Linked DNA regions of Mus musculus: regions 2 and 3 are each linked to region 1. The links are chromatin loops, found by intact Hi-C in ENCODE. Cell type or tissue: heart. All regions are shown on one strand.

Region 1 (8,000 bases):
TGGCCACTGTTTCCTTTCTCCCCGCCTCGGGCCTGAAGGGGATGGGGTGGGGGGAGGATTTGCCACAGCAGGTAAATGAGACAATGTTACAGTTGTCTTCCGGGCCTGGCTTCTTTCACTTAGCATACTATTCACAGTCTTATAGCAAAGGACAGGTTTGTTTGTGTGTTTTTTAAAAAATATTTGAGTGGGACTGTGGTTGCACGAGCCTTTACTCCCAGCACTTGGGAGGCAGGGGCAGGGGCAGAGGCAGGTGGATCTCTGAGTTTGAGGTCAGCCTGGTCTACAGAGCAAGTTCCAGGACAGTCAGGGCTACACAGAAACTCTGTCCCCATAATCAAACCAAACCAAACCGCAATCAACAAAAACAAAAATAAAATAAACAAAACGACTAAAGAAATATTTCTTTTATGTAGTTAGGTGTAGCGGTTTGTGCACACAAGCGCAGGTGTCAGGGAGCCCAGAGGAGGCATACAGATGTCCTGTGTCCTGGAGATGGAGATCTGCAAACAGTCCTAAGCCTCATGATACGGGTGCTGAGAACCAAACTTGGGTCTTCTGCAACATGAGAACGGGACATGCTCTCAACCACTGAGCCATCTCTCCAGCCCCTTTGCTGCTTCTTATGGCTTCCTGGTACTATTACAGAATAAGACTTCATTCAGCCACTGAGGGACACTGTACCTGACTTGGCAGCTGTGAACGGGGTGAGCTGGGGTGGCACATCTCATCGATGCAGTTCCTGCTCTGTCCACTAGAGGGCAAAGAAAACCAGCGACCAGAGAACTTAGGAACCAGTCTTCAAGAATGGAGCTGGGTAAGGTGGTCCACACCTATCACCCCAGCACTCAGGAGGCTGAGACAGGAGGATTAATAGTTCAGGCCACACAGTAAGTCGCTGTCTTAAGAACAGAGGTATCAAGGAGAAGGGAAAAAGAGAGAAAGAAGGAAAGGAGATTCTGGGTGAAGCAGTTGGAAGATGAGGGTCTAGTCCCAGGATGAGGGGAGACCCACAGAAGCCCCTGCCACAGGGACACAGGAACACAGGGCTCAAGGGAATGTACTCCCAGGGGAAAGCCAGACCAGCTTGAAGAGAAGAGGAAATGGTGTTGGACCATAATGCAAAGTAAAAGATACCCCGGACCATCGTAGCATGAAGGATAAACAAAGAAATAAATAAGGCAGTCAAGACAATCACCATTCTGAAAGGGATACAGGATCCCTCCTCTGGGAGGCACCTCCCAATGCCTGTCCTGTCAATGTGGCTGTGCTTGGGGACTTCCCTCCAAAGAGCTCAGCACCAGCGGTTTTGAAAACTGTCAGTCTGCAGTGTGACCCCATAACATCCTGGGATGAGAAGGGTGGTCTACGCCCCTGCCTTCCTCCCACACGGCCCACAGCTTCCACAGCTCCAATTTAATCTCAAGAGAAATAGACAGGCTCCCAGCTGAGGCTTTGCTGGGTGTGGTAGCACACGCCTGTGATTCCGGAGCTGTGTGTGTGTGTGTGTGTATGTGTGTGTGTGTGTGTGTGCAAGGCAAGGGGATCAGAAGTGCAAAGGCATTCTCAGTGCAGAGCAAGTTCGAGGCCAGCCTGGAAGAGATGGGGCCCTGTCTCAAAACAAACAGAACTTGGCACTAACTTGTTGTTGTTGTTGATTTTGTTTTTGCTTTGAAAATGTTAGCATTTCCAAGCCACCAGGACACAGGCATCCCCGACACCGTTCATCTTCTCTTCAGCTCTTCTGCTAAACAATTTGGCCTTCAGGAAGACAGATCGCTTAGGGAACCTTCTGTTCCCCAGAACTTTGTAGTAGCCTGATTGCACAACATCAAGGATGGGAGCAGCTTCAGTCTTTTTTGTTTGTTTGTTTGTGTTTGTTTTTGTTTTTTTGTTTTTTGTTTTTTCTTGCAGCATTGACTCGTGTCTGCTCGCTATCCGGTGTCCACAGTTTGACAGCTGGGCAGAAGCTCTGGTTCCCCTTCAAGTGGTGATGCCTCATCCCAATCTTCCCAAAGTAACCTGCATGGGATTTGTCAAAATTGTTCCGGTGGTGATGCAGGCCTCTGGCATTCCCCGGCCTCCTGGGTGCTTGCGGTAGTTACTGTGGCTGTGGCTCGTGTGGCCCCGGAGTTTCTGGGTGTTCCTCATTTCATTGCATGGTGGCAGCAAAATGGAAAGAGCTTTTTCTTTTCCTTTCTTTTTTTTAATTTTAAAATTTTATTTATTTATTTATTTATTTTTGTTTTGTTTTGAGACAGGGTTTCTCTGCATATCCCTAGCTGTCCTGGAACTCAATTTGTAGATCAGGCTGGCCTCGAACTCAGAAATCCGCCTGCCTCTGCCTCCCAATGGTGGGATTAAAGGCATGTGCCACCATTGCCTGGCTACCTGTTTTTTTATTAACATTAACTTTTTGCTTATGTTTTCTGAGACAGGATCCCACTTAGCCCAGGCTGGGTTTTAACTTTCGACATAACTGTGATTGGCCTTGATGTGTTTTGTAAAGTCAACAATATGCTTTAAAGAGCGAGGTACGGTGCAGTGGGTTAGGGTACCTCAGCGGGCCCATGCTAAGGCAACCTTCCCTGCAAGGTACCAGCCGTAGGTCTAGTATAGCATAGAGTTTATTCTATTGAAGGGGGGTTGAGAAGGGAGTAGAGACAGAGAAAGAGAGAGGGGAGAGATAGAATGAGAGAAAGATATGGAGCTGGAACAAAGAGACAAAGAGAAAACGCTGGCCAGGAACATGGAGGGGGCAGGAGAGGGAGAAAAGAGTCAGAGAGAGCAAAGGGGGTCAGAGAGAGAAAGTCAGAAACTTTCCTTTCCTTTCTTTCTTTCCTTTTCTTTTCTTTTTTCTTTCTTTCTTTTTTTTAGGGTGTCTATGACCAAGGCTAGCCTGCAACTCATCATGTAACCCAGGCCTGCCCCAAACTTGAAGCTTCTGCCTCCCAAGTACGGAGTCTAGAGAACGGCCACGCCTGGCTGCTGTCTAGGCTTCTGTGGGAGTTTGAGACGGATGGAGTCAGGGGTGCAACTTACTGCGTGAGCAGTGAGTACCAGGGGGACAGATGAACGTCCACAAACGCCTTAGCCTTTGGGAGCCGTGGGTACCCGGAGGAGCCCCGCACCCCGTCTGGAAGAACCAGAACGCAGATCGAGCCTCCGGCTCTCACCAGGTGGCCACAGGTATTTCCCACCCACCTGTGGCTGTGTGCAGCCTGGCAGCGGGTCCCGCCCCTCCCCGCGAGCGAGCGAGCGAGCGAGTGAGCGGCCTGTTCTTGCCTGCAGCTGGCCCGCCTCCTGGTTTTGGCGGGGGAGCCATCGAGACAGCCCCACCGCGCACATTCTGGCTGGGCCAGGCGCGCTCACACGGCTCCGACATGGTGTGAATACACTCTTGTGTCTCTTTGCCATCTGCTGCTGTCATTAAAAAATTACATTTCCATCTGTTTTCACACTCCCCCGCCCCGTCTCTCTTCCTGCAGGAAAAGACATGAATCCCAAGTGTTGTGATCAGACCGGTCCTTGTCTCCTGGAGCCTGAAAACCGGCCTCGGACACACACAGGAACTGGCCCGGTTGCCCGCAAGCAGCCTCTTTAGTTTCCTCTTTAGTAGCCGTTGGCCGTGATCTCTGCTCACCCCAGTGCTGACCGGAGCTATTCACGATGCTTTAAACTATTTTAAGCTGGGCATGATGGCACACACCTTTAACCTCAGCGCTCAGAATGCAGAGGCAGGTGGATCTCTGTGAATTTGAGTCTAGCCCGATCTACATAGAGAGTTGCAGGGCAGCCAGGGCTACATAGAGAGACCCTGTATAGAAACAACAAAAATAAAAATGTGGGTTTGCTTACATGTATGTTCTGGTGTTCTTAGAGTCTGTATGAGGGTATCAGATACCCTGGAACTCCCGTTACAGATGGTCGTGAGCTCTCTGCAAGAAGGACTCTTAACCTCTGAGCACCCCTCCAGCCCCGGCGTTTTGACGTTTGAGTCTCTCTTCCTTCCTCAGTCTCTCAGAGCGCTAAGATTTCAGGCCTGAACCCAGGCCCCAGATGCTGGGCTCACTTTGCTTTGTTTTGTTGGGTTTATAGGAGATAGTATCGCCTGGTAGCCCAGACTGGTCTTGAACCCCCTCAGATACATAGTGAGAACCTGTCCCCTAAAGAGGTGTGGGGTAAGGTGGGGTGGGGCGGGGTGGGGACAGGAAAGCAGGTTCAGTAGTTATGAGCATTGGCTGCTCTTGCAGAGGACTCAAGTTCAGTCCCACAATGGTGGCGCACAGCCAGCTGCAACTCCAGTCTCGGGGGATATGGTGCCCTCTTCTGGCCTCTTCTGGAATTGCATGTGTACAGTGGACAAACATCGATAGGAATTAAATAGTTGACAAAATTAAAGTTTAGAAACGAAAGGGGAAAAGACCAAAAAAAAAAAAAAAAAAAAAAGGAAAGGAAAATAGGGCGTGGTGGTTTACTCCTTTAATCTCAGCTCTTGGGAAGCTGAGGCGGGGGCATCTCTGTGAGTTTGAAGCCAGCCTAGAGAATTCCAGGACAGCCAGGGCTACATAGATAGACCTTGTCTCAAAAACAAACAACCCTCATTTTAAACCACTGCCAAGGAGACACTCACCCTAAATTAACACAATCTTCAACTTTCTCCTTAATTTAAAATTACTATTATTATGTGTGTGCAAGGGAGAGGTGTGTGTGTGGGCCCACGCGCACGCATGAGAACATGTGGAGAGCTAAGGACATCTTTGTGGAGACAGTTCTCTTCTTTCTCCTTTATATGGGTTCCAGGGATTAAACTCGGGTTTTCAGGCTTCATGGCAAGCACTTTTACCCAGTGAGCCCTCTCACCAGCCCTGCATCTTCAACTTTTTTTAAAAAAGATTTATTTATTATCTGAAGGTACACTGTAGCTGTCTGTCTTCAGACATAGCAAAAGAGGGCGTCAGATCTTGTTATGAATGGTTGTGAGCCACCATGTGGTTGCTGGGATTTGAACCCAGGACCTTCAGAAGAGCAGTCAGTGCTCTTAACCGCTGAGCCGTCTCTCCAGCCCCACATTTTTAACTTACAATAGATTCAAGGCTCACTTGGAAGCTCTCAAGAGGATCTGAGGATGGCGAAGCACAGCTGTAATCCCAGAGGTTGAGAGGTTCAGGCTGGAAGGCTGGAAGGTCAGAAGTTCAAGGCCAGCCTGGGCAACATGAGTCTCTCTCTCAAACACAGAACAAGATAAAAGTATCAGTAATAATGGCACATGCCATTGTCTCAGTATTCAGAAGGGGAAAGGAAGAGGCAGGAGGATTGGGCTACATGGCAAGATTTTTGTCTCAAAAAAAAAGGAAAAAAAAAGAAAAAGCCAGAAGGTGATAGCACAAAACTTTAATCCCAGCCAGGCGTGGTGGCACATACCTTTAATCCCAGCACTCAGGAAGCAGAGGCAGGCAGATTTCTCAGTTCGAGGCCAGCCTGGTCTACAAAGTGAGTTCTAGGACAGCCAGGGCTATACAGAGAAACCCTGTCTCAAAAAAACAAAACAAACAAACAAACAACAACAGCAACAAAAAAAACTTTTAATCCCAGCGCTTGGGAGGCAGAGGCAGGCAGATTTCTGAGTTCTGAGTTGGAGGCCAACCTGGTCTACAGAGCAAGTTCCAGGACTGTGGGAAGCCATATGTGCCGTTGCAGAGTGGCACTGACTACTGCTGGCCACCACGCATAAGTTTGGACAAACAACCAATGTGTACATATACAGGAAAGTTTTTTGCAAAGACACTGCTTGGCCCAGGCATGATAATGAGGCTTTGAGAGTATAACCAATCAGATTTGAGACATTCAAATGAGGTATGATAATGAGGCTCTGTGAGGTACAGAGAGTAGCCAATCAGATGAGGAACATGCAAATGAGGCGTAGTGCATAACCAATCCGGGTGTGAGACACGCCTCTCCTAGGCCTATATAAGCAGCACCAGTTCTGGGCTCGAGGTCTTTTCGCCTCTGCAATCAAGCTCTCCCAATAAACGTGTGCAGAAGGATCCTGTTGCAGCGTCGTTCTTGCTGGTCGAGTCCGGCGCGCACAAGACAGGACAGCCAGGGCTACACAGAGAAACTGTGTCTCAGAAAGAGACACACAGAGAGTGGGAGAGAAAGACAGAGAGACAGAGTCAGAGACAGAGAGACAGAGACAAAGAGAGACAGAGAGAGACAGAGAAAGCTGTGCTTAGTGGAGGAGGCAGCATGGGCCAGGCCCTGACTTCCATCCTGTCTTAGTGAGGGTTCCTACTTCCGTGAAGAGACACCATGACCACATCAACTCTTAAAAAGGAATACTGGGTCTGACTTACAGTTCAGAGGGTTAGGCCACTATCATCATGGCAGGAAGCATGGCAGCACTCATGTAGACATGATACTGGAGAGGAGCTGAGATTTCTACATCTGTGTCTACAGGCAACAGGAAAAGAGAGAGAGAGGCACTGGGCCTGGCTTGAGCACCTGAAACCCCAAAGCCCGCCTCCAGTGACACACTTCCTCCAACAGGGCCACACCTCCTAAGGGTGCTGTTCCCTGTGAGCCTTTGGAGAGAGACAGTTTTCATTCAAACCACCGCACATCTCTAACAAATGAAAGAACAATTGCCCAGGGGGGGGGGGGTTGCGGGGAGGGGGGGGAGGCTCCCAGATCAGGTTCTGCTTTGGGCTAGCTTCTGTGGTGCATTACAGATGAGGCAAGCCAACCCTCCTTGGAACTACAGCCGCTTACATGGCTGAAGCAGCCAGGGGTAGGGGAGTCACACACAAACCCCATCCAGGTGTTGATTCCCCTAGAAAGACACGGAGGAAGTCTCAGCCACAAACTGGGGTGGGAAGAGGCACCCACATTCCTGCCCTTTCGAGGGAAGGCACTGCCCCAGGAGGTCTGTGGCTGAGCCCCACTCACCATCCCACCGCAGTCTCAAGAGGTCCACAGGCATATGTGAATGGTTACTCCCCCAAGCCAGTCCAGGCTCCGAGAGGCTGGCAGCCTGACGGTGTGACTGACTTCTACTTACTGGTTGTTCATTCTGGGGTTCCTCGTATGTACCCTTAACTGCTGGTGGAGAAACAGCCCAGTGAGAGTGACTTTCCTGGGTTACACAGCATGTCCGGGCTCTCATGCCTCGTTGGGCAGAAACTTGCTCAAGGCAGTCCTGTCCTTATGTTTCTGAAGGTAAGAGCCCTGGACACGGGCAGTGTGCAGTAGAGGAGACCCAGCTCACTGTATTCGCAGGGAGGGTCTCTGTCCTCTCTCAGCAGACACCGTCAGGGTAACAGCTTCCAAGATTCTGACTTCTCTAGACGCGCTACCCAGCGAGGAGGCCTCAGAAGTGGATTCCCAGGCCCAGGATCTCCCTATAAGAGCTCCAGGCAGCTGACCCCGCCCAGCCCTCCCACCCAATCCCCTGTTCACAGCCTCAGGCCTGTTGCTATGGCACTAAGAGACTGGATGAAGAGAGCTATTAACCAGGGCTAATGGCTCAGCACCACAGGCAGATGGGAGAGGCTCAGCCAGTGGACTCAGCCCCATTCCTGGGCTGAGAAGGGAGCAGGAAGAAAAGTATCAGACCTGGCTCCCTGGGGGTGAAGGATGCTTTGGGGATTTGCCTTGGCCAGTGCGCAGCAAAAAGGTCAGGGTAGACTGGATGGGCTGAGCACAGCCCTCAGCTTAAATACTGGCAGCGATGTGGGCTCAGGTTGTTGAAATTATTTGTCTGTGAGATGAAGTCTTTGAGAATACAGTCTGCAGAGGGGCTGTGGCCCCAGGGCATCACGCCCCAATCTCTTGGTTTATTTTTCTCCCCTTGGGTGGTGAACCATGAATTTGAACCCACAACCTTATGAAGGCAAGGCAAATAAATGATCTACCACTAAGTTATACCTCAGGCCTTTTTTTGTTTTGTTTTGTTTTTTTGTTTGTTTGTTTGTTTGTTTGTTTTTTGAGACAGGGTTTCC
Region 2 (8,000 bases), 300 kb before region 1:
CGGAAGTGTTGATATCCTTGGGTAGTGGTCAGGTTTCAAGGTGCCCTGCGTGAGTGTGTGTGTGTGTGTGTGTGTGTGCGTGCGTGTGCATGTGTGTGTGTGTGTGTGTGTGTGTGTGTGCAACGCACATTCATGTGGGTATGGTGTGTAGCATTTGGGCTTTGGGCTGTCAGGTCCGGAAGTGTCCCGCTCTGTGTCCCGCCTCCTCTTGGCCCCAGTGGTCTGTACATCTCTGTCCACTTGGTAGCGATGGGTTCCAGGAGCCATATGCTCTCTGAGGAGATCTGTGGGTGCCTTCTGCTGGTCCCTGGCATGGATGTGGCCATAAGTGCACAAAGCCATCTCTGGGAAGCTCAGGCCACCCGTCAGGGACTGCTCACTGCCTCCATAGCCTGCATCTCACACAGGAGCTCCTTCCCGCAGCGCCCCCCCCCCCCGTTCCATGGGGTCCTAGTTGGTGGTCCCCTGTCTGGGCCACAAGTGCTCATCTGAACCCATCTCCAGAGCTGACTCAAGTGTGGAGGCAGGAGCATCATCACAGGCTGGGAGGAGTTGGAGTGTGGCTATCAGGGACTGTGGAGGCCTGGACAGCGGCTACCAGTGAGGCCCCCTTACTGCCCTCACCTCCCCTGTGGGCTGCTAGTGGTTCCCCTCCCATATGCGTGGTCCTTGTCTGCCTCCCTTGTCAGATCCCACCAGCCGTGTCCCTTCTCTTGGGACACTAGGACCCTGACCGACTGACCGGTCTACTGTCACAGCTACCCAGACATGGGAGCTAAGGGAAGAGACGTAGCTGTGTCTGTCCCTGCCTCTAGTCACTTTGATTCATGAGAGAAGGGGAGGGGTTGTGGGCTCTGCCTGCAGAGAGAGCACAGCCCAGGGCCCTGGAGGCTTTGGAGTCAGAGATTCCTGGGTAACCAGGGTGGGCACAGACTCCAGGACATGTGGGCTAGATGAGTGCCTGAGGCCTGAGGGAGGCACTCCATCATACAATACAGATATACATCATATACATAGACATATACATACACACACACATATACATCATATACACATACATCCTATACGTATGTATATACACATACATATGCATCATATACATACACATATACATCATACACACACACACACACACATATATATATATACATATATACATACATATATATACATTGCTTAACATGGAGGACAGAAAATAAGCAAGCTGCCTCTAACTTTCTTTCACTCTGTTGACTGATCTAGGTGGTGGCTTCTCTAGGGCTATGGGCACTTCCCTGGGGACCTTTCCCCCTTCCTTCTCACCTTGAGGTGTCCAGATGATCTCCCTACAGCAAAAGAGGCAGGGAGCCTTTGTAATTGACTTGTGTTCAGACTTCTGAACAGCCTGTCATCTGCATCAGTAGAAGGGAGAATGCCTGTGTGTGTGTGTGTGTGTGTGTGTGTGTGTGTGTGCCTGTATGTGTGTGTATATATAGGTGTGTGTATGTATGCCTGTGTATGTATATATGTGTGCTTGTGTATGTATGTATGTGTGTGTATATGTGTGTGTGTATGTGTGTGTATGTATGCCTGTGTGTTTGTACATGTTTGTGTGTATGCCTATGTGTTTGTATATGTGTGTATGCCTATGTGTGTGTATGCCTGTATATGTATGTATATGCCTTTGTGTGTGTATGCTTGTGTGTGTATGCCTGTGTGTGTGTATGCTAGTGTGTATATATGTATGTATGCCTCTATGTGTGTATATGCCTGTGTTTATTTGTATGCTTGTGTGTTTCTATATGTGTATGTCTGTGTGTGTATGCTTGTGTGTGTATGCTTTTGTGTGTGTTTGTATGTCTCTGTGTGTCTATGCCTGTGTGTTTGTGTGTGTCTGTGTATGTCTGTGTGTGTCTCTGTGTATGTATGGTTGTGTGTTTGTGTGTGTCTGTGAGTATGCCTGTGTGTGTTTGTGTCTCTTTCTCTGTGTACCCACTCAACATCTCACTAACCAGCGAGCAGCAGGCCATTTTGGGGGGCTTTGGTCTCTGCTGAGCTGGCTCATTTTTCAAACCTAATGACTGAGGCTTTAAAAAGGAGAGAGAGGGGTACAGCTCGGGGTTCAAACCTGCATCCCCTCTGGAGCCTGGCATGGCTTCCCTAGGGCTGGTCATGTGCTCACTAATGCCCACCCCAGCTTTCTGAGCAGCCCCCAGCTTTCAGCCCTCAGCCTTGGACTGGCCAAGGCTCCTCAAGGCCAGTGGCTGGTGGTCGGGGTGCCCCCTCCCCTTCCTGCAGCCTTGACTGTCTGAGGGCTCTGCCCAGTGCAGTGCGGGGCGGAGCCGCTGTAGTGGTGCTGACTTTCCCATTTGCAACCCTCTTCAGACATTTTCAGAATCTGGAAACAATTAAAGCGGCCCAGTGGGGGCTGATTGTACGCAGTCAAAGCGCCGGCTGTTGTGTTTGTCAGATTGATGTTGCCCTGGGCTGGCTGCTTTGTTAGCGCTCAGTCCTGCGTGGGGCCTTGAAGGAACCGCACACTAGAGGGAGGGAAAAAATCCATCTCATAATCCTCAGAGGCGCAACTCCGCCAGCTGGAGACATCATGGCCTCGGGTGTTTCCAGGGTGGGCGAGGTGCTGGAGGAGGGAGAGGGTGGCTTCTAAATGGGCCTGTCTGGTTCCTGAGACAGCCCATCCATTCTGGAGACAGAAGGAGAGATGGGAGTCTTGACCTGGACCTGCAGGCTGCCCGGCTGGGAGAGCTGCCTGGGTTAGGCAAGGCTGCTTGTCATCCCTTGGTCTTGTAATGGCTTGTTCCAGTCAGGAGGAGTCACCAGGAATCACTCACTGAAGGCCAGGGGGAGGCATCTCTAGAACCCAGTGTCCCTGCCCCTTAGTGAGAGAACAGACATGGGAAGAGGGAGCACCAGATGGAGCACCAGGCCATTGGATGTTAGCCTGGACCTCGGCCCACGATGCCAGTCTGCTGAGTGGTCTGCGCTGGCAGATTCGGACTCTGGGAACGGGAGGGTCACAGCCCTTTCCGAGACAGTGGGAGGGGATGCCAGTGTCCATTCACAGAGGGTGCATAAGAAGGTGTCTATGCACTCACTGGGTGCTCACCTGGCTATGAGGAGACTTGTGTGGGTGCACCCCAAAGCATGATGGGAGAGATTGAAGCTTGATACACCCACAAGCCATAGGATGACCATGGGCATGAAGTGCAGCTGAGCAGGAGCAGGGGAAACTAAGAGGTGCAGAGTTTCTTCCTAGGGCTGTGAGAACGTTCTAGAATAGACAGAGGTAGTGGTTATGGGACTGACCGTGTACTCTGTATCTCTAGACTGACCAGCATGACCCGGGGTGTGTTTCACCACACCATGGAAAGAGTTGACGATGGGCGGGGCTGGGGAATGGGTCAGTTAGGAAAGTGCTCCCTTAAATATGAGAACCAGAGTTGGATTCCCAGCACCCACGTGGTGACTCACAACAGTCTCTTAACAGGTCCAGGGGATCTGTCACCCTCTTCTGGCCTCTGTGGGCCCTGTACACACATGGTTCACAGACATACATGCAGGCAAACCATACACATAAGTTAATAAACCAAGTTAATATATACCTGTATATATAATATATTATATATGTATATAATATATGATATACATGTATAATTCATAATATACTTTATATTATATAATATATATTTTATATATCATGTTATATATAACATATAGTATATATCATATATCATATATTATATATATGTACAGTAGTAGCATGCATCTAACTTTGGGGGTGTGGAGGCAGGAGCCTGGTGCTCACTGGCAAGCTAGCTTAGCTGTATCAGTGAACCTCTGGGTCAGTGAGAGACCCTGTCTCAAAACGCCAGATGGCAAAGTGATTGAGGAGGACACCTGACAATGACTCCTGGCTTCTCCATGCATGTGTACCTGTGTCTTACATCAGCGTGAACATGAACAGAGACAGGAGAGGAGGGAAGCATGCTGGCTTGCTCAGTGTGCTCCAGTAGAGGTTGCTGCAAGTCCTCCCTCTAAGATCTGGTGCAGCTTGCTCTGCAACTCAGGGCTCTAATAGCCACACTTGGCTCCGTAGGAGGGACCCTCTCAGTAGCGTGATGCGTGCCAGGTGTGTCATCCCTGATGTCTAGCATCCCTCACGGACGAGCCTCAGTCATGCTAACAGGTGCCTGCTGTCCTCTCACAGAGAATGGGGCTGATTCAAGGAGACCGCTGTTGTAATCTTCCCAGCTCCGGCTCCTCCTCTGCTCTGTGGGTGGTGGAAGGACTCTGTGGCCTCCCGCCAGCAGCCTTCAGGCACACAGCGTCCTACCATAGCTTCCTGCAGCCTGTGCCCCTGCAGGGCAGCTGTCGACTGGAGCAGTCACAGCTCTACTGTTGGCAGCCGAGTATGCTGTAGGAGACCGAAGGCAGTAGCAGGAGCTGAGGCTCCGTGCAAAGGAGGGTTCAGGTCTCACCGCCAGGGTGCTCAGTGGAGGCCTAAGGTCAAATCCCAGAAGTCTGTCATTGGTGTTGGACGCCTGGGGGGGCTGAACAGCAGTTCTTAAAGATCCAGCCTCAAGCCCAAAGCCCTGACCCAGGTACAAGCTGGGCAAGGTTGAAACAGGTGCCACGCCCCATGCTTCCAGCAGATGGCGCTCTCACCCTGGGAAGGGCGCTTGCCTGGGGAGGTCAGGGTGGAGAGAGCTGCTGGTTGTGCCCCCTTTATTCTTTCATGGCAGGTTTGGTGACTTGTGGCAGAGCCTGAGAGTGTTGTTCTTATGTACTTGGGCCTTGGGATTCCATCCTACCCATGACATCCTTGGGTGCCAATCATGTTAACACAGTGGGTTCTGGGTGTACAGCCAAGCCATGGAGAAAGGGGGGGGGGGGTTCCTAGTGGGTTCCTTGGTGAGCTTGCCATTTCTAAGTTGTAGATGGGTAAACCAGAGAGGTACATTCACTTGCCTGAGGCTACACAGCTGAGATTACAACCCTAGCTTGCTGGGCAACTGGAGGACCTTGCAACTCCTGGGTTTTGCTGGGAGCTGGCTCTATGCTGTTTGAACACTCTGAGGAGAGTTCCATGTCTAATCTCCAGGGCTGGCACCACTGAAGTGGGGGAAATGGAGACACAGGGACTTTGGTATTGTGCCCTGGGATTGTCAATGATACTATACAGTAGACAGGAAACTAGGCTCAAACCAGGCCAGGTCAAAGTCATGATCCCATTTTATACATGTGACTTAGGTAATTTGTGCCCTTGGCCTGGCTGAAGTGTGGTATTTGAAGCCCTGTCACCAAGTGTTTGTTTTTTGTTTGTGGGTTTGGTTTTGGTTTGAGACAGGGTTTCTCTGTAGCCCTGGCTATCCTGGAACTCTAGACCAGGCTGGTCTTGAACTCAGAGATCTACCTGCCTCTTCCTCCCAAGTGCTGGGATTAAAGGTGTGAGCCACCATTGCCCAGCTTCTTTGTGGGTTTCTGTACTTACTTTGATTAGTGTTGAGGAAAAAAACATTGGATTTAATACTGCAGGGTTTTGTTTTGTTTTGTTTTGTTTTTTTAAAGCCATTTGAGCTGGATGTAGAGCTGGACGAGGCAGAAGCAGGTGGGTCTCTGGTTATATAACAAGTCACAGGACAGTCAGAACTACATGGAGAATTTACTTATCTCAAAATAAAAGAAAATATAAGTAAAATAAAATTACCTGTGACTAGAGTGAGCCCCCTGTAAGCAGGAATTCAAAGCAGCTTAGTATTTTTGAACCCAAATTTTCGGGAGTATTTTTAAAATATACTTAATTGTTTGTATGCCTGTGCGTCTCAAGGTGTTCATGTGGGGGTGGTCAAAGGTCATCGTGGGGGCTGGTTCTCTCCCACCATGTGGCCCTGGAGGATTAAACTCAGGTTTTCAGGCTTGGCAGGAACTACCTTTATTTACTGACCCATCTAGTTGGCTCTGGTATGGCTCTGTGTGTGTGTGTGTGTGTGTGTGTGTGTGTGTGTTTGTGTGTGTTTAATGCAAGCATGGGTTGGAGGGATGGCTCAATGGTTAAGATCACTTGTTGCTCTTGCAGAGGACCTGAGTTCGATTCCCAGGTGGCTCACAAACCACCTATAACTCCCGTTCCAGGGGGATCTGCTGGCTTCTGCTGACCTCCTTGGGTACCAGGCACACACGCAGTGCACAGACATACACTCAGGCAGAACATCCCTACGCAGAAAATTGATTAAGTCTAAAAGTAACTAAGTCAGGTACAAACTCAGCTTCCAGGTAGCCAGTGGGGCTGCTGCGACCCCAGCTCGGCTGTACCCTGAGGTGATGACTTGGGGAAGGTGGGAATCAAGGCCACGGGAGAGCCTGCAGCTCACCTGAAGCAGACCTGTGGCCCCACACCTCAGTTTCCTCTTGACCTTGGGTTGTATGTCCCTTGTCTATGCCACCGGGCTATGCTCATCAGATCAGAAACACACAGGCAGTGTGCTGATTGGTGAGGCGGGGGTGGGGGTGGGTGGGGGTGGGGACATGACCTTTGTGGATTTGTTTGCTTGCTTGCTTTTGTTTTTGTTTTGTTTTTCTTTGTCTATATTATGTGTGCATCTGTGTGAATGTATGCCACATATATACAGGAACTGCAAAGGCCAGAAGAGTGTCAGGTCCCCTGGAAATGGAGTTACAGGCAGCTGGGATCCACCCAGTGTGGGTTCTGCGACAAAACGTGGGCCCTCTGGAAAAGCAGCCAGCACTTGTAACCACACAGCCCACAGCCGTCTTCTCCAGCCTAAGAGGGAGTATTAGAACCTGATTTCCCTCAGTTTCCTTGCATATTAGAGAGGCAGCCCTCCCTGGAGGTTTAAGGGAAGCGGGGTTCCTGGTGGAGGAGGTAAATTTGGGGCGAGGGGGGATTCAGGGGAAGCTGTGGCTTGGCAGCCCCTTCCTCTGAAGTGTTGTTCCAGGACCCAGCGTAAATCTGAGGGGAGTTGGCTCTACTCAGGCTCCAGAACATTCTAATCTTCTGTCCAAGTGCAAGCTGTTTCAGAGCAACAGAATTATCCCCCTGCCCGGCCTACCAGCATATGGTCTGCTGAAGTGTGGTCCACGGGCTCTGTCAGGCAGATGGGTGTGCATGGAGGTTTGAGGGAACTGCAGAGCTCTGCTGCCCATCGACCAAGACTTTGAACAAGGCCTCTCCAGGCCAGACTGAGCCTCACTGGTCAAATCTGACGACTTCCAATCTAAGGAGGCCCTACAGGAGCCCAGGGGGACTCGCATGGTCCCTTTATTTTCTGTAAACCCTCCTATTACCAAAACCGTCAGCATTCTCAGTGTCTTCCCATGTGGTGTGTCCTCAGAGCACACTGCCTGAGCATCTGTTTTTCTTGGGAAGCCAGGCAGGGACAGAGGGGTCCTGTGGGCTAGGCTGGTCATAGAGGTGGGTTGTCAGGGCCAAGGAGAACCGGGTCCTAGGCTGCCTGCCTAGGTCCTCCTCCTGGCACGGTTTGTTCACCTCCAAGGCCACTCTGAGGTCACCTGGAGAGGGTAAAGCAGCCAGGAGAGCTGCCAGGTGACCCTGCTGTCCTAGGCCTCAGAGTGAAGACACAGGGGAAGTCTGGGAAGACTCAGCAGGCGCACCTGTCACACAAAGGGTCCTTTAAGTACAGAGGATGCTGCAGAGCTGGAGGGTGCCCCTGTCACCCTGTCACCCTGAGCCCCACAGGGGCAACAGAGGCCTGGGGAGTGCGAGCGCAGCCCATCCAGGACCCCCATTCTTGTGCTACAAAGAACAGGCCACTCAATGGTGGCTGGTGGTGTTCACACCCCGCCCCATTTTCAGCTCGCAGCTGCAGCCTCAAGTTAATTAACCCTCCCAGCACCTCTCCAGAGGAGCTAATTAGGACTCAGATCTCCTCCGTGGGTGGCTAAACCAAGGCCCACGGGGCAGAGGGAGGGAAAGAGGCTGAGCCTGGGCTCAGTGTCAACACTGGCTCACACAGCTTTGTGTT
Region 3 (8,000 bases), 310 kb before region 1:
ACGAAACACCAGCCTGTAGGGTTGTGGGTGAGCATAGCGTCGGAGGCCTGGTGTGGAGCCCTGCAGCTCTCCCTAGCTGAGACCTGGGCTGAGCATAGCTCATCTCCTAAGGAAGCAAGGCAGGAAGGCCTGGACTCTGAGCCTCTGCTGCTGCTGCTCTCCCTCCTCCTCTTCGTCCATCTCCCACCTCTATTCCCCCTCTTCTCCCCTCCCATTTATCTACCCTCCGACTCTATCTCCTCCCATCTCCCCTATTTCCCCATCTCCACCCCCACCCCACCCCCGTCTCTCTGTCTCACCCTCTCCGTGTCTCCTACATCTTTAATGTTTCTGTCTCACTGTCTCCAGATCACCGTTAGCCTCCCTAGCTGTCTCTCTCTGTCTCTTTCTCTCCTCTTCCCTCCTTCCCGCTTCTCCTCCGAGCTCCCGCCTCCCTCTCCGAGCAGCTGTTCCTAATAGACTGTTAATGACAGTACAGTGGGTGGAAGGCAGCATCCTGGGGGAGCCGCCATGATCTGTGTAATTGGTCTCAAAGGAGACAGAAGTGTCTAATATTTACACACCAGCATTAGTCCTTCGGGAACCTCATCTTGGCTGGAACCTTACAGGGAATGCTCCAATGCCATGTCCCATCACCCCATCCCTTGCTCTGAAGGGCTTTAGTTAAGGACCCAGCTTCTCTCTTTGGGTGCAGCATCATTGTCAGGAGTGGTTTGATCTGGTGGCCAGCTGCACAGTGTCCCTTCCAGTTAGAGCCATCGAGGGTATTTGCAGGAGACCCCAAGGAGAGAGTCTGAAGGAGCCAGCTCCCTGGTGAGGTCTGGGTGTCTGAATGCTGCCATGCCCTCTGCCCTCCTCTGCCCATGCAGAGTCAATATAGCCCTTGTTTTGCTTAGCTAGCAGGAGGCACAACTGGGAGATACTGTCTTCCTCAGGCTGTAGGCTAGCTGCCTCCTCGTCGCCAGTGGCTGGCTATACCATACCAAGAGGGACAGAACTGTGTTCATGGCCCCAAGTCTCCCTCCCACAACCTGATCATTTCTCTGGGTGCCAGGGGCTGTAAGCGCCAAAGAACTCCCAGGCATGGAAAGGGTGGGGCCAGAGAGAGGCGGGACCCAGGAAGGACAGAGCTGCAGGAGGCCTCTCCCCTGGGTTCCAAGTGAGAGCCTGCTGCCACTGCCCAGCTACACTCAAGCTTCCTTAATACTACAAACCTTTCCCAACCCCCTCACCCAGTGCTGGCAGTACACTCTACAGTACTTCCTTTGCACGTGTGTTCCAGTTCCAGCTGGGGCAACCACAGAGCACAGGGTGTCTCCAGGCCTCCTGTTGGGCTGGGGAGAGGTGTGTGTGTGTGTGTGTGTGTGTGTGTGTGTGTGTGTGCAGGAGCCCAGAAGCACAGGGTGTCTCCAGGCCTCCTGTTGGGCTGGGCAGGTGTGTGTGTGTGTGTGTGTGTGTGTGTGTGTGTGTGCAGGAGCCCAGAAGCCTATTGAGAGCATAGCAGGCTTCCACCTCCCTTGCTTCCTATGGAAACAGAGCCCTGCCAGCACCTTCCCGTGTCTCTGATCATAAAAACAATACGTGCAGTCTCCCGTCGGCTTTATAATTCAGCGTGCTCCCGTGTGTGGGGCTGGCATTTGTAAGAGCAGCTGTAAGTGGGGTTTTTCTTTCTTCCTTTTTTTTTTGTCTCCCCTCTATGACAGCCTTATTGAGATATAACTCGCAGATCACGCAAGCCACCCACTCGGTGTATTCAATGGTTGAGAATTGAACACACACAACATGGTGTGCCCATCACCAGCTTAATTCGAGAACATTCCCACTGCCCTCCAGAACCCAACCAATCCTGTCTCCTGCGTGACTGGTCCCCCATCCTTCCCTCCCCAGCCCTGGCAGCCGTAGCCCTCTGTCTGCCTCTGATGTTACCTGCTCTAGGCAGTCCTTGTCGGGGCCATCACACTCTGTGTGTGTGTGTGCGTGTGTGTCCCTCATGTCTGGCTTCTGCCACTGAACGTCAGGTATCCAGGTGTCACCCATGTGGAAGTTCCATTCATCGTGGCTGAATAGAATTCCTCGGTGTGACCTGCTCAGTTTGCTTTTCCACCGAGCCTGTTGGGGGTGGGGCAGCGTTTCATGTGGGCTTTTGTGAGTGGCATGGCTGTGAGCTGCCGACATAGACTTGTGTGTGTGTATGTATATATGTATGTATGTATGTATGTATATATGCAGGCATGTTTCCTTCTCTCTGACACACACATGGAATATGTCACAGCTGCCCAGTCTAGCCATCCTAGGCCCTTGCGGTTGTCCTTCTGAAGAGCCACACAGCCTGTCACTTCAGGGAAGGACACTTGCCTGTTTTGTCTGCCATCACCTTTCAGCCACCAGTATGACACTGACAACGGAATGGGTACTCAGGAGATACGGGGTGAGTGGCCCAGCCTGTGGTCAGCCTCACGACCCCCTACACAGCAAGGTCGGCTTCTGCTGGTCGTGGCACCTGTCACCTGGGCCAGCAGGAGGCAGATATTTCTGTTCTGTGCCATTGGGCTGGGCAGATGCCAAGGCCTAAAGTTGCCCAGCCAGAGGCAGGAGACAGGCCCTTCAGCACTGGTCTGCCTCTCCAAACACTGATGGGCCAGAGGAGGAGAACCCTGAGAGGGCCTGGGCCTGGTTGGTCTTGTCTTCTGGGAGGTCTGCAGACCTGTACCTAAGACACAGTGGTTGCCTAGTGGGCTGGCTGGCATAGACATTGTCTCATCTCCTCCCTGCCTCCATCCTCCTGGGAGGTGTTCTCACCCCTGTGGCTTCTGTAGGACCCCTACCCTGTCCTCTGGACTCAAAGGCACCAGGTCATGAGACATAGGTTGGGACTGCCGTTGACTCCGTTTTAAAAGTGAGGACGCTGAGGCCTAGAGGGATGGGTGTCTCTCTCTCTCACTCTTTCTCTCTCTCTCTCTCTCTCTCTCTCTCTCTCTCTCTCTCTCTCTCTCCTCAATCGTCTGAGCCACATGCACTGAATGACTGAACTCGGATTCAGACCTTTTCTTTTCTTTAAAAGAAAAACCCAAACAGAAACAGGGTCTTCTATAACTAGACCGACCTCAAACGCACCATGTAGCTAAGGATGACCTTGAATTCTTGAACCTCTTGCCTCCACCTCCCGAGTGTGGAGATTTCAGATGTGCATGACCACACCTGGTTGTGTGTGCTGGACAGCCACTGTGCCTGCTGAGCCATATCCCCATCCCGGGGCATTGTTAATATTCCTCCTTCAAGGTGTGAAGTTGTAGACAGAGGTTCTCAACCTGTGGGTCCCAACTCCTTTCACTGGTGGCCCGAGATCATACCGCATATCCAATATCTACATTATGTATTGATCGTTTTTGTTTTGAGACAGGGTTTCTCTGTGTAGCCTTAGCTGCCCTGGAACTCTCTGTAGACCAAACTGACTTTGAACTCTGAGAGATCCACCTGCCTCTGCCTCCTGAGTGCTGGGGTTAAAGGCGTGTGCAGCACCAACACCCAACTTATGACTCATACCAGTAGCACAATTACAGTCATCAAGGAACAATGAATGAATTTTATGGTTGGGGCGGGGGGTGTCTTCATCACATGGAGAAGTGTCTAGAAAGGGTTGCAGCATTAGGAAGGCTAGAATTCTGCTCTGGAATGTTCTCTTCTCTGCCACTTAGAGACTTGTCTTGGGCAGGCTCGCTCTGGTTTATGAGTCCAGCCTCTGTTCCATTTCCCCCTTACCCCTTGGGCAAATCCCAAGCCTGCCTGTGGATTCCAGGGCTCTGCAGAACCCAGTTTGGGAAGATTGTCAGTGATAGGCCAAGGGTCCCCACATGACCTGACGGTTTTGATGAGTGTGGGATAGGAGGGGCTCGTGAAGCTCTGTGGCCATGGGGGTCATTCTGCAGAGCTGTGTCCCAGCCACAGCCCTCCTCTTCCCAAGTGACAGACATAACAGGAGCAGTGGAAGCCATGAGGCCCAGAGTCCCTGCACGCTGTGCACCTCTAACTCTGTGCTGAGCCTCTCTGAGCCTCAGTCGATGTCGCCTATGACTATGACGTGGGCTCCCAGGCCACTTCCTTTGCAGGGCCTTGGTAGAGCAGATGCTGCACAGAGTAGGGATAGGTGACACCCCAGCCTCGGTCCCCAGATGCTCCTTGCTAAGGTGAGGAGGCTCCAGGCAGAGGCCTGCTTCCGCCAGCAGGCTGTACTAAGCACCGGGGATGCCGTGGCGGTCGAGCGTATGGTGAGCATATGCTTCAGGAACATGCTGCCCGCGGAGGCACACGCCCGCCCACCATAGAGCGGAGCGGGCCCGTGGAGCCTGCCTGATCTGTATGCTCCTCTGTTCTTCCTAGAGTCACTCTATCCCCATTTGGGAACTACTGGGGCCTCAGGGTGACAGGATATGCCCAGCTGCCCACTAGATGGCTCTGTCCCCTGGGGGCCTGGCAGAATTTCAGCACTCAGTGGATTCTGGGACTTGGGATGGAGTCTTGGGGGTCGGGGGTCAGGGCTGCCGCCGCCTCTGCTGTCTGCAGTACCTACTGTGTGCTTCATTTCATGCAGTGGGGACAACAGAGGCTGGGAGCTTAAGTCAAGAATGGCCTGGTGTGCATTTGCCACCAGAGGGCGTCCAGGCTGTGAGAACCCTGCAAGGGTTCCTGCTGATAACAGAGCTCCAGAGCCCTGAGGGGGAAGGAGCAGGCAGGGAGGGTGCTCCTTGCTGAAGGCTCTGCTGAGCACAGGCCTAAAGTGAGCGGAGGCCAGCTGGCCCCGGCTCTGTCAATCAAGGAGGATGTAGGCAGCCAGAGTGCAGGATAAGGTTGCAGTGAAGGCTAGATCCAGGGTAAGCACGGGCCAGTTTTCCATGGTGGGTGGGGCATGGAGGATGAGGAGACGGAGGTGGCTTGTGGGTGCTTCTGTACCATCACCCTTACACTACCTACAACAAGCCAGGCCTTAGCTCACCCGCTAACCACCCCGCTACAGGCTACATCTTCCATGGGGTTCAAGAAGTCATGTTAATTGGCTTGGGTCGCAGGGAGCAAGATGGGTGCCCATTGAGGCTCTCCCCTCCTACCTCTGAGGACTCACCTTTCTCTTCTCGGAAGTTTGTCTGGGCTGCCTGCCCCAACACCACTGTAGGCCGGGATCCCTGAAGATGTGGCTCTTTTAGCTGCTCAGGCTTGGCCCTTCACATACATAGTGGGTCCTTAGTGTATTCTGTGTCCTCAGAATGGCGGCCACGTAGGAAACGAGAACCCAGGCCCTCAGAGTTGGAGTTGTGAATCGTGTGTTTCAAGGTCACAGTTCTGAATTGTCACCAGCCAGGGAAGCCGTGCCTTGAGATCACCTCGTTCTTGCATCATCCCCAGCCTGTTTGTTCTGGTTCTAAGTCAGCCATAGAACAGATGACAGGAGAAATTGCTACTCAGGCAGCAGGGCAGGTGGGTGGGTCAGATGCTGTGTGGTCAGAGAATCTGGGGGTGAGAGCCTGGTTGGGGACCATTGGTCTAGCCAGGGGGACGGCCTGATGGGTGGTTCTGGTGGTGGGACAGGCTGAACGGGGGAACTGGCCTGGAGGGGGTGGGAGATGAGCCTGGCTGGGCCCTGGGCCTGGCCCTAGAGCCAGTTACATTCAGGGCACACACTGTGACCTTGTCACACATAATGGCTGCCAAGACCAAGGGAAGGGACCATCCAGTCACAGCTGGAGGTAGCGGGGCATCTGGCTTGCTCTGCTCATCAGACTGTTTGCCATGAGCTGAGTCCCGTGTCCCCTGTTAACCCCAGGCTGAGTGAAGGGAGGGTAGGAGCAGCAGCCCCTGCAGCAGCTCTCCAGGGCCCCGCTGCCTTAGATCCAACACCGAGCAGATGGGCAGGGAGAGCGGGAGAGGCTGCAACAGTTGGTGGCTGCCAGCTCCCAGCGCAGCGGGAGTGAGAAGCCAGCCGGGATGGAGGGAGTGGCAGAAGCCCAGGCTCCTGTCAGCACCTCCCAAGGGCCTCTCAGCCCTTCCAGAGACCTGAGAGCCAAAGGCCTGAAGGTCTAGCACAGTGTACACTGGTGGGCGGAGCCCCACTGACCCGAGGACAATCCTCCTAGCCTTGGTCTCCTCTGGGGCTGGCATGATACCAACATTGCTTTTCCATCTTGTGTGACCTCAGGCTAGTCTCTGAGCTTATCTGTTCCCCTCCCCCCACCCAAAAGTTAGAAAGAAAAAAAAAAAGGCACCACCACCCTCCTTGCAAACACTCTGGGACTGCAGGGGCTTATCCTGGTGAAAGCTCTCAAAGGTAGAGGGTGTCACAGGTAAAAAATGATGTAGGCTCCTCCTGGAAGGGAGATCTGTCACCTCTAGGGGACTAGAACAACTGGCTTCAAGGAGAGAAACAGCCCACAGCTGGTTCCACCTCTGCATAGCCTAAGGCTCTGCATCTTCCATAGTGCCTACAAGCAGCCTGGAACCTGCAGGGATGCTGTGCACCTGGAGGAGCTCGCCAGCCCAACCGCACCTCTGTGTGCTCACCTGTGTGCTCAGCCCCGGCCTCTGTCCACCACTCACCCTCCTCTGGCCTCAGGGCAGGCTCACACCAGTCGATAAAGGTTTTCTTTTCAAGAGATTCCGGTCAGCAGAGGCCTCCAGCCACTGTGTGGCCGTGAGGGTTTATTTAAAATCTTTAGGAGTATTTGCAGTGCTAGGAGCAGAAGCCAAGGTGTCGCCCGCTGTGCTAGGCAAGCATCGCTCTGCTTAAATGACACGCGATGGCAAACCTCAGCTCTGAGTTGTACCGCTGAGTTTCAAGTGCCCCTTTATCCACGGGTGGCTGGCAGTGGTGGTGGCAACGGCTGCTGCCTTGGATAGTGCTGATCTAGAACAGTCTGCTGTTAACGGGCGTACTACTAGCTGGCTCCGCTCTTGGGCATGTAGGTCTTTGGTCTGGTGTGGGCAGGACAGGGGGAAGTCAGCGATGCAAGGCAGGTAGTTTCTATGTTAGTTTTAGAGTTTGAAAAGAGTGTTCTGGAACAGTCAGTGTTGGGAGCTTATTTGTGTTTTTTGTTTTTTGTTTGTTGTTTTGGTTTTTTTGTTTTTGTTTTTAAATCCAGGTCTCAGACACAGCACATGATGTGACTGGTTTTGTATGCATTTATAAGTTGGTTAGTATACTGACTGCTTTTGTGTGTCAACTTGACACAAGCTGGGTTATCACAGAGAAAGGAGCCTCCCTTGAGGAAATGCCTCCATTAGATCCAGCTGTAAGGCATTTTCTCAATTAGTGATCAAGGGGGGAGAGCCCCTTGTGGGTGGTACCATCCCTGGCCTGGTGGTCCTGGGTTCTATAAGAGAGCAAGGTGAGCAAGCCAGGAGAAGCAAGCCAGTAAAGAACATCCCTCCATGGCCTCTGCATCAGCTCCTGCTTCCTGACCTGCTTGAGTTCCAGTCCTGACTTTATTTGGTGATAAACAGCAGTGTGGAAAGTGTAAGCTGAATAAACCCTTTCCTCTCCAACTTGCTTCTTGGTCATGATGCAGGAATTGAAACCCTGACCAAGACAGTTAGTAAGCCTTAAAAGATGAACAAAATGGCGTCCCGGGCAAGCATCTTGTAGACTGTCTTCATCAATACAGAAGAAGAGACTGGAGTCAGGTCCTGTCCCTAAAGCGTCAGGAGCTGTCCTCTCCAGCCCCAGCTGGGCAGGGTAGCCATGGGTGCCCGGGGAACCGTGGGCCCTCCTCTCCTCCTGCGCCTCCTTTGCTTGGTTACAGAACAGATGGAGTGAGGGCCTTGGCTGAGGAGCTGGGCGCAATGTACATGGCGCAGCAGGGAGGCCTGGCCAGGAGCGAGGACTGCCTCAGCCACTTTAGGGAAGGGCAGAGAGACAGAGGTGGGCCTTAAGTTTGCTCCCCGGTCTCCCAGCAGGATGACCTGCAGTGGGATGCCTGTGACAGGAGCAGGGTCGTTTCTGTGGCCAGCAGTTC

Evidence for each region. A loop is a pair of places that touch in the nucleus more often than their neighbours do. Peaks named below come from ENCODE experiments on the same cell type or tissue, not always from the same donor. Only the 100,000 strongest peaks of a DNase experiment are listed, where the experiment ranks them.
Region 2: a loop joins it to region 1, with 2.7 times the contacts of the local background. A loop is called at or near these places in 5 of 42 quality-filtered maps.
Region 3: a loop joins it to region 1, with 3.0 times the contacts of the local background. A loop is called at or near these places in 8 of 42 quality-filtered maps.

What each region holds. Positions count from the first base shown.
Region 1 is chr8:120,595,416-120,603,415 of GRCm38, forward strand. It overlaps Gm10614 (a long non-coding RNA gene), which reads left to right. Exons shown (of 4, transcript XR_003947476.1): 3 at 417-3,189; 4 at 3,489-3,863. Among named protein-coding and RNA genes, the nearest start is that of Gm10614, 10 kb to the left of the region's middle. In heart, CTCF peaks have their summits at 4,328 (motif pointing left) and 4,528; DNase peaks (open chromatin) are centred at 3,426 and 4,236; H3K4me3 peaks cover 480 bases; H3K27ac peaks cover 610 bases; H3K27me3 peaks cover 561 bases.
Region 2 is chr8:120,296,405-120,304,404 of GRCm38, forward strand. It overlaps a transcript of Gse1 not described here. Among named protein-coding and RNA genes, the nearest start is that of Gm32968, 27 kb to the right of the region's middle. In heart, a CTCF peak has its summit at 4,646 (motif pointing right); DNase peaks (open chromatin) are centred at 4,327 and 4,607; H3K4me3 peaks cover 588 bases; H3K27ac peaks cover 4,704 bases.
Region 3 is chr8:120,284,006-120,292,005 of GRCm38, forward strand. It overlaps a transcript of Gse1 not described here. Among named protein-coding and RNA genes, the nearest start is that of Gm32968, 40 kb to the right of the region's middle. In heart, CTCF peaks have their summits at 2,506 (motif pointing right) and 4,632 (motif pointing right); DNase peaks (open chromatin) are centred at 1,126, 4,816 and 5,926; H3K4me3 peaks cover 484 bases; H3K27ac peaks cover 5,485 bases.